Linked DNA regions of Homo sapiens: region 1 is linked to region 2. A link is an interaction called in ENCODE POLR2A ChIA-PET data of the cell type or tissue named here. Cell type or tissue: K562. All regions are shown on one strand. Links, peaks and the distances in the headings refer to the core of each region. The heading gives the core; the rest is flanking DNA.

Region 1 (4,385 bases), core at 70-4,069, 320 kb before region 2:
CTCTGTTCTGAGAAGCCTGACTCCTACAAGCCGCATCACCTGGGATCCCACTTGGGCGTGGCCAATGGTGGAAGGGTACTGGCAGGAGGTCAGAGGATGGGTAGAGGGAGAGGTCAGGGTATGTGTCCCCCATCACCAGCCTGGCCCCAGTTCTAGAAGCTACCACTCTCTCTGGACTGTAGACTCTGCTAGATGGCCTCTCTGGCATGGTGACGGTTCTAGCTGGGCTCCTTGCTCTTTCAGTTCTGGAGTGTGGGGGTGGGTGAGGGCTGAGTAACAATTTCTCACTTGTGCTTGTTCATGAGCGCTCCTTGTTGATTCTCTTAGCTTTGCTTACACCTCTGGAAACAATTCCTTTCTTAAACTCTCTTTAATTAAACACCCCAAGAACCAGCCTGACCCACATTTTGTATCAGAAGACAACAGCTCATGCAGAGATAATCACCTGTGGACCATGATTAATTGGTGTTGGTGAATAATCACTGCATTTAAGAAACATTGAGCATTATTAAGAGCGAGAGGTGAGGCTGGGCGCGGTGGCTCACACCTGTAATCCTAACATTGTGGGAGGCCAAGCTGGGCGGATCACCTCAGGTCGGGAGTTTGAGACCAGCCTGGCCAACGTGGTGAAATCCCATCTCTACTAAAAATATAAAAATTAGCTGATTGTGTGGCATGCGCCTGTAATCTCAGCTATTAGGGAGGCTGAGGCACGAGAATCGCTTGAACTCAGGAGGTGGGGTTGCAGTGAGCCGAGAGCACACCACCTCACTCCAGCCTGGGCAACAGAGTGAGACTCTGTCTTGGGGAAAAAAAAAAAAAAAAGAGCAAGAGGTGGCTGGGCGCAGTGGTTCACACCTGTAATCCCAGCACTTTGGAAGGCTGAGACAGGCTGATCACTTGAGGTCAGAGTTCGAGACCAGCCTGGCCAACATGGTGAAACCCCAACTCTATTAAAAATACAAAAATTAGCTAGGTGTGGTGGTGCGTGCCTGTAATCCCAGCTACGCGGGAGGCTGAGACAGGAGAATTGCTTGAACCTGGGAGGTGGAGGTTGCAGTGAGCCAAGATTGCGCCATTATACTCCAGCCTGGGCAACAAGAGCAAAACTCTGGCTCAAAAAAAAAAAAAAAAAAAAAAAAAGCGAGAGGCCTCAAAGTGCCACCACAGCACTCAGGCCTCACTAAAACATCCCCCATAAGTAACACTCTACCCCAAGGGAAATTCCAGAGCCCACTTGCTTAACAAATCTCACTGTGAGAATCCACTTGTTCATTTTACACAATCATTTACCACAGAGACTATGATGGTAAAAAAAAAAAGAAAAAAATTTCAAGAGCCAGAAGCCCCCGTTTCAGAGGAGCTAGCACCTTCCCTGCTTGCACCCAGCTGCCTCCTCCCTGGCCTCATCAGTCTCCAACACCTGCCTTCCACTGTTACTTCTCTGCCTTGCATGCCTTTGTCATTCCCTTTATGTGTGATCATGCTTCACATAAGCCCAACTACATGAATGAACTAAGTCCTGAGGACATAATGAGAAATTTGCTTGCCCTCTATTTTCCTCTCAATGAGCATGGGAGAGATGTAGCTATGATAGGTGAGTAGTGGGAATGGCAAGCAGTAATTTCAGAAGAGGGAAGGGGTCTCAGCCAGTGTAGGAGGGAGAAGTGGGTGACAGAAGTGCACAATGGTCCTTACCCATAAGTGTCAATTTCCGGGGCCTCTGCTTGGATGTGATGACTTGCAAAGACGGTGCTATGGACTGAATGCGAATGATTGGCTGGTTGGGGTCATATGTTCCTGGCACAGCCAATTCAAGGTCCCGGCACATCAGAAGTTTTGGGGAAACATATTGCAGCTCTAAGGATGTGAGCTGTAAATAATTACCAAAGGATTTAGTGTTCTGCCTCCAGGGAAGAATTTAAACGCAATTTAAGTATTTTTCAGTGGATTGCTAATAACAATTACTTGTCCCAAAGCAGAAGTAAAACCAGATGCTTTGGAATGAGTGTTAGAACATTCATAGACAGTAAAACAGAAAGGACTATAATGACAGTTAACCCTGCCAGGAGCCTGAAGATCCTACCTGAGGCAGCTGCTTTGAGATTCGTCGGAACACATGATAATAGAGGTCCCAGGCTTGGGTGAGGTCCTTGACATTCCCTGATTTCATGTACTTCCTGCACCACTCTTGGGCCTCCATTAAATCTCGACCATAGGCCTGAGAGAGAAAGCAGGCACGTTTTCAAGTTATCAAAGTCTCAACCAACCCAGGAGGCAAAATCCCCAGGCTGACTGCAGATATTCCTCAGGAGCCCGCTGTGGCCTGAAAACACTGGCAGGGGGCTGGAGAAAGCAAGAGCATAGGTGCAGGCCTCCAACCCTGGAGCTTCCAAACCAGCAGCATGGCTTATAGGGAAGGAAGGGTGAGAGGAGAGACGAGATGACCTCTTGAGAAATCTTGGGCTTTTCCAGTTAAAATTCAGAAGGGTCCCTGTAACTAATTTCTGATGTTTTATGCTCTGTGACCTCCATCAGAGCTCGTTTTATTAAAGTCAGTGGAAAGGCCAGAGGAAAAGAAATCTGACAAAGGCCTTGGGTCACGTCCTTTCATTCTATAAAAACTTTTCTCATTTCATTTTTTTTTAGTGGCAGAATATTTCTACAGGGTTATGTCCTTTCGTGTTTTTTACCCCATACCTGATTAAAGGATGTTTCCTTCAGAGTCTGGGGGCCCCGTTCCATCATAGCATGCAAGGGCTCCAGCACCTCAAACATGCCTTTCACGTTCCTTTCCCCAAAGTACAAACGAGATGCCTCTTCCAGGCCTTCATGCCACATCTCATGCCAGAGGATGGCCACTCGGATCAGCTCCTCGCTCACCTGAAGCCAAGAGAAGAAGGAGAGAAGCATCAAGAATCAGCTAACCTCAGAAAGGTCTGTTTTGGAGACACAGGAGGTACTATTTCCAGCAGTCAGAGGAAGTGCACAGCACCAATGCGAGGAAGAAAAACAATCCCACTTGCGCCCACCAGCTAAGGGACCAGGGTCTATGAAGCCCCACAGTGGCTCCGACCCACCATCATGGCCTGCTGGACCAGGGTGTTGCTGTGCTCACACATGTTCTTCAGAATCTTGTTGGCTGCATTGTGCCGGGCTGTCGTGGTAGACTTAGAAGCCACTGTCAGTGGGTAGATGAGGGCCTGAGGGAAAAACAGAAGAAACATCTATAAAGGAAATGTGGGTTGGGGAAGAGCTGGTATGAATTTTAAGGAGAATAACAAAACAAGTGGTGAGTGTGACATTAACATCTGCTTGAGACTACCAGGAAGGGGCTCAGTCTTCGAGGGAACGCTTTCTTTTTAGCAAGGCTCCCGGGCCCTCTGGGACGGCTGGCTGGACAGACCCTCCTGGGCCAGGATGGAACACATGGCTCCCAGTTCCTGCGCTTGTGTCGCCAGGGCAGCTTTTGGAAAGGCTGACCACCAAACCAGTGGTTAGATGAGAAACTGCCCAGAGTCTCCACATACCTGGGGGTGGTACCGACCAATGTCTGTGAGAAGCTGGTGAATGAGACGTCCCACCAAGGGTCTGGGCGTATCAATTCTTGCAATGAGCTGAGGTATAACCTGGTATTCAAAAAGACACAGTATGTAGCATATGAGACTTGAAACAACTAGTTATTCTTCTAGGCAAAGATCAATTCTTTTAACTTGTTTCGGTTGATGCTCTGAAATGGTTCATTCCCTTCCCTTTAGTTTCTAAAAGAAAATAAAGAAAATATGGACACTTGACACTGGGACCGAGCCCTACTTCCTTAGCACTGTATTAACACACACTGCCTTGTGACACTGAACACAGCATGCTTGTAAGAGGAGACACACAGAAGAGAGACTTGGAGCCACCTTCACCTGTAACCAAGTATCCTCACCTGTAGCCAGGTATCAATCTGGATGGCTTTCACCCCCTCCACTAAGGCCTCATTGACATCTGGCCAGTGACCATAATCAAACCATAAGGTGAGAACTCTGAAAAAGAAATGAGAAAGTCACAGAAAATTTAGTTTCCCAGTTTTTGCCTGCCTGTTTTTCATCTCTAAGGCTCCTGAGAAGAGAGCTGGCAGGGACTCCAACCAGTAACTCTCAAATGTGTTTGGCCTCCCATGGGAGCAGGTGTCTGTGATGGGTGGCAGTGCTCTTGACTGAACACCGTAAGAGTCACCCTGAGCAAATGAGCATTTCATCCCAGGTCACCGAGGGGTCACCATGGCATGTATGCAAACATCAAACAGACGAGCCAGGATAACCTTTAGAAAGCCACAAGTCTGCACATGTAAGAGTCGCTGTACGGCAGAGGCAACAGGGACACCTGGCTCTTAGCTGGCT
Region 2 (4,385 bases), core at 308-4,307:
GCTTCTTGTCTCTGTCCCAGGCCATGTCCCTGCTGCATGCCAACCTGTGTGGCTTTTGTAGCCGAGCTCACTTTCTGCAGCTTGGAGGCACGTAGCTGATGATGCCCCATGGAGGAGGAATCTGGAATGAGACACGTGGCAGTTCTGAGCCATGGCCTAAGGGTCCTCACACTACTATGTCTTGGGGACCCTCTGAAAGGTCCTGGACAAATGGCAGGGAGGCCGTGGACAGGAGCCCCGACATTTCCTTCTCCTGGCCAGAGATTTGCCACTGCTTCTGCTCCCCACAAACCTTGCACAAAGAAGCACCATTGCCTATACTGCGATGGATATGGCATGCTGCCTGCCCTCAGGAGCTTCCAGTCTCATTTGTTAAGCAGAAGTAACAGTGGCCGGGGACAGCAGATGATAGGTGTGAGCTGAGTGGTGCCCACAGGAATGGCCTAGGCTGCTGGAGGGATGAACTTGCTTTTTGCTCTGGTTGCATAAGGTGGTACAAGAGTTTGGCTGAGCCCTGAGTGGGGAGTGAGAAAAAGGGAGAGGTGGAGGGAGGGGGCTCTCAGTGGGAAGAATGGCAAAGGCAAGATTTGGAGGTTAGGGAATTCATGCTGTGCTCTAGGGCCAATGAGTCCCACATCCATTCATCCTATCCAACCACCCAGCTATCCAGTCCTAATCTACCCAAACCAACACACCAACCCCTTTACCCAACCACCTTCCCACATACCACCCAACCCACCCATCCAAGCCACCAGCCTAACCCAACCCCACATCTGTCATCAACCCACCAGCTCACCTCACCAGCATGAGCCAGCTCTTCCACCCACCACCCAACCCACCAGCCCAGGGGAAGAGCATGAACTCCGGGGTAGATGGCTGGGGTTCAATTCTTGACTCTGTCACTTTCTGCTGTGGAGTCTTAGGCAACTTTCTTAACATTTCTGTGTCTCAGAGTTGTTGTCTTTGAAATGAGGGTGATGATCATATGTGAGTTATTGTAAGGAGCTGATGGCATCTTGGGCCAACGCACAGCATCCCAGGCACAGCATCTGGGAGGTAGCGAGTACTCACTCTACAGTCGCACTTGCTGTGTAGCTTGATGTGATTTATTTCAAAGCTGGTGGGGCCCATTAGGGAGGGGAGCACTGGGGCTGAAGCTGAGCTGGAGAAAGTTAAGCCATAGGGAACTTTAAAAAGGTTAAGCAGAAGGATCAGATGCCTGGGCTGGGGGCCCACCAGGCCATTTGTCTGGGCCCAAATCTGGTAGCGGGGAGATGGATACCTGGAGGCTCTCCCATCATCCCACCCCTCCTGGTGGGCCTCCTTGGGAAGCTGGGCATCCGGCGTTTGTCAGCCAGGAACTCATTCTCATATCTAAACCTCTCCCTTGTATCTAAACATTTTGCTGATGGGCACAGCCCCAGCCAACCAGCCTGGGCAGGGCAGCGGGGAGCAGCCCCGCTCAAGTCTGTAGATCTTTCTTCCCTCTCTGAGACCCCAGCTGGCCCAACCCTCTTCCACCCCATATCCCATCAGGCTCCTGCAGAAGGAAAGGAAGGTTTCCTGCAGCCCATATCCAGCCAGAAGCCTCCAGTGGCTCCCATCTAGCTGCCTCAAGAAATGCTTTTGATCATCTAAATCCAGGTTGTATTAATTCAACAAATCCCTTAAATTCCCAGAGATTTTCTCTGATGTCTAAAGGAGGTCCCTTCCCCGGCTCCTTGGGCGTCTTCCTCTGAGGCTTCCCAGCATCCTCCTGGCTCTGCAGCCACTCAGGCCAAGGAAGGTCGGTGACTGGAGAGAAGCTTCCCTGGGGTAGGAACCAGGCAGCCATGGCTGCCCGGTTTGGGGGTTATAGTGCCCACCCCACAGCTCTTGGACGGGTGGGGGCTGACCCTGTGGGTTATTAGCCCCAGGCTGCCTGGCTGGCAGAGCTATTACAAGGCACAGTGCAATTTCATGCCCTGTTTCCTCCTTCCTTGGTCTGCAGTTTCTGCTCTATTTGTCCAAAATGAACAGAGATGAAGTGGAATGAATTACAGTCTCTCCTTCTCCTCTCTGCTGTCTTCCTTCCCTTCCTCTCTCTGCCTCCTTGGTACTCCCAGCCAGTCCCTCGGCCCCCGCTCCCTCTCCTCTGCTCAATCTTCTTTTCCTCATGCTCCCTCCCTCCTGGATCGGTTAAAATCCGTGACTCTGCCCCGCACTCTCCCACTCACTCATGGAACCACTCAGCAAACATTCACTGAGCCACACATCAGGGTCCCTGCCATCCCCTTTGCCATCCCACCTGCCTGGGCAGAGGGCTGCCTGGGCCCACGTCAGGCCATGAGGGTGCTGATGTCTCCAGGAGCCCCCATATGCCCCACTGACTCCCCTGGAAGGTGGGGGTGACACTCTCTCTAGCTCTGAGTGCCGCATCCCTATGTCAACTCTGATAGTCATGGCTGGACAGCTGGCCCTAGGGTACCCTAGGTATGCCAGGGTCACTGCCAGCCAAATCCTGGCCTCCAATGCTAACCACCAGTCAGGGGCTAGCGCTGGCCCCCAACCACAGCCTCTCAAGCCCTTGGAGTAGATACATCTGGGGGTTGGCCCAGCCCAGCCCGTCCTCTCTGCGAACTGTGCCGTCACCTGAGTGCTAAGTCCCTCAGGAGGGTGTGCTTTGCCCGGCCTCGGAGGTGAGCCAGATCAGGAGTGTGTGTACCAGTCCAGGCAGGCCCCACAGCCTCCTTACAGAGGTGGGCAGTCAGGCCCCGGGAGGTTCTGCTCTGTCTCTGAAGGGCAGACTGGGGTGAACTGGGGTGCAGTGCAAAGCTGAGACTTTGGTGACCTCATCTGACTCTCAGCTTGGGACAAAGGGCAGGCTAGTGGGTGGAGAGAAGGCACAAAACCGAGTGGGCAAGGGGTCAGAGGAGAGGGATGCTCTGCGAGCTGAGGGGCAGGAGAGCACAAGACAGAGAGGGAGGGAGACAGAGAGTCAGAGAGACAGACAGAGACAGAGAGTCAGAGACAGAGAGAGAGTCAAAGAGTCAGAGATAGAGAGTCAGAGAGACAGAGACAGAGAGACAGAGAGTCAGAGACAGAGAGAGAGTCAGAGACAGAGAGACAGAGAGTCAGAGATAGACACGGAGTCAGAGAGACAGAGAGTCAGAGAGACAGAGACAGAGAGTCAGGGGGACAGAGATAAGAGACAGAGGGTCAGAGAGACAGAGTCAGAGATAGAGACAGACAGAGAGACAGAGACAGAGAGACAGAGAGTCAGAGACAGAGAGACAGAGTCAGAGAGAGACAGAGAGACAGAGAGTCAGAGAGGCAGAGACAGAGAGAGACATAGAGACTGACAGACAGAAGGAGCATGAGGGCCCAGTGACGGGGACCGGGAGAGACAGGCTGACAGCACAGAGAGATTCACATAAAAGGCAGAACTACAGAACTGGGGACAAGGGGTGGGTGGGTTCGTCCTGCTGTTCTGCCGTTCAGCCCCCACCCCCTACCTCCACTCCTGCCCTTGGTCCCATGAGGCACCTTTAAAACTGCCTAATAAATTCTCCTTTTGCACAGGTGGGCACAGGTGGGTTTCTGTCCCTGGCAACCACAGGTATCTTGCTGTGAACCTGATTCCTTTGAGCCTGTATGGGGCACGCAGCACAGCCCCTGCTCCTGGGACCCCTCCTGTCCTCTTGTCCCGAGCTCCTCTCTCCACCACCTCTCACACTCTCTCTGTCACCCCCACCCCAGCTCAGCCTCTCCTCCGCTACCCTGGTATTTCTTGGGTTCGCACGACGCCTTTATTCTTCTGACTTGAGCTAAGCAGATCCTGTCCGGCATGTGCTGAGCACCTGCACCATGCTGAATGCTGGGCCTGGGGTTTAATTCATTCCTTCCAGCACCTCTGTGATGCTGGCACCATTTCTGTCACTTACAGATTAGGAAAACAGGCTCAGAAAAGTTAACTTGCCTGAGCTCATACAGCTGGCAAAAGGAGAAGCAGAGATTTGCTTCCTGTTCTCACTCTAACTCCAGAGCTTTTCTCTGCTGCACTCAAACCCCTTCCATAGATGGCACATTGTGTTGGACCCCACAGAGCCCCTTTCTTAGGAGAGTGTTGGGTGACCTTCCATCTGAGTGGCCTCAGCCCTGGGTGAAGTGGTCAAGCAGATGCATTTGTCCAGATGAGCAGTTTAGGCAGCCACAGGACCTTTCCAGGGTCACCCAACAGCTGCCCCCATCCAAGGGCCATGGCTCTCACACTTCATGGAGGTAGGGAGGCTTTGGCATGATGGCAGTGGTGGTAGCAAGTTAGGGGCAGAATAACCCTTGAAAATGCCCGCAAGACTCAAGACTCCTCACCCCGCCCCTCTCTCCAGGTGGCCTCTGGTGGGGAG

What was found. ChIA-PET counts read pairs that join two places held together with the same protein. Peaks named below come from ENCODE experiments on the same cell type or tissue, not always from the same donor. Only the 100,000 strongest peaks of a DNase experiment are listed, where the experiment ranks them.
Region 1: POLR2A ChIA-PET joins it to region 2 with 5 read pairs; 2 of 35 experiments call an interaction of 5 or more read pairs at or near these places.

The regions. Positions count from the first base shown.
Region 1 is chr1:11,124,924-11,129,308 of GRCh38, forward strand. It overlaps MTOR (mechanistic target of rapamycin kinase), which reads right to left. Exons shown (of 58, transcript NM_004958.4): 41 at 3,932-4,028; 42 at 3,531-3,629; 43 at 3,081-3,203; 44 at 2,701-2,883; 45 at 2,087-2,221; 46 at 1,699-1,873. Among named protein-coding and RNA genes, the nearest start is that of MTOR-AS1, 17 kb to the right of the region's middle. In K562, for the core only: no CTCF peak of the experiment used is centred there; a DNase peak (open chromatin) is centred at 1,778.
Region 2 is chr1:11,442,479-11,446,863 of GRCh38, forward strand. No RefSeq gene overlaps it. Among named protein-coding and RNA genes, the nearest start is that of DISP3, 34 kb to the right of the region's middle. In K562, for the core only: no CTCF peak of the experiment used is centred there; no DNase peak of the experiment used is centred there; H3K27me3 peaks cover 2,396 bases.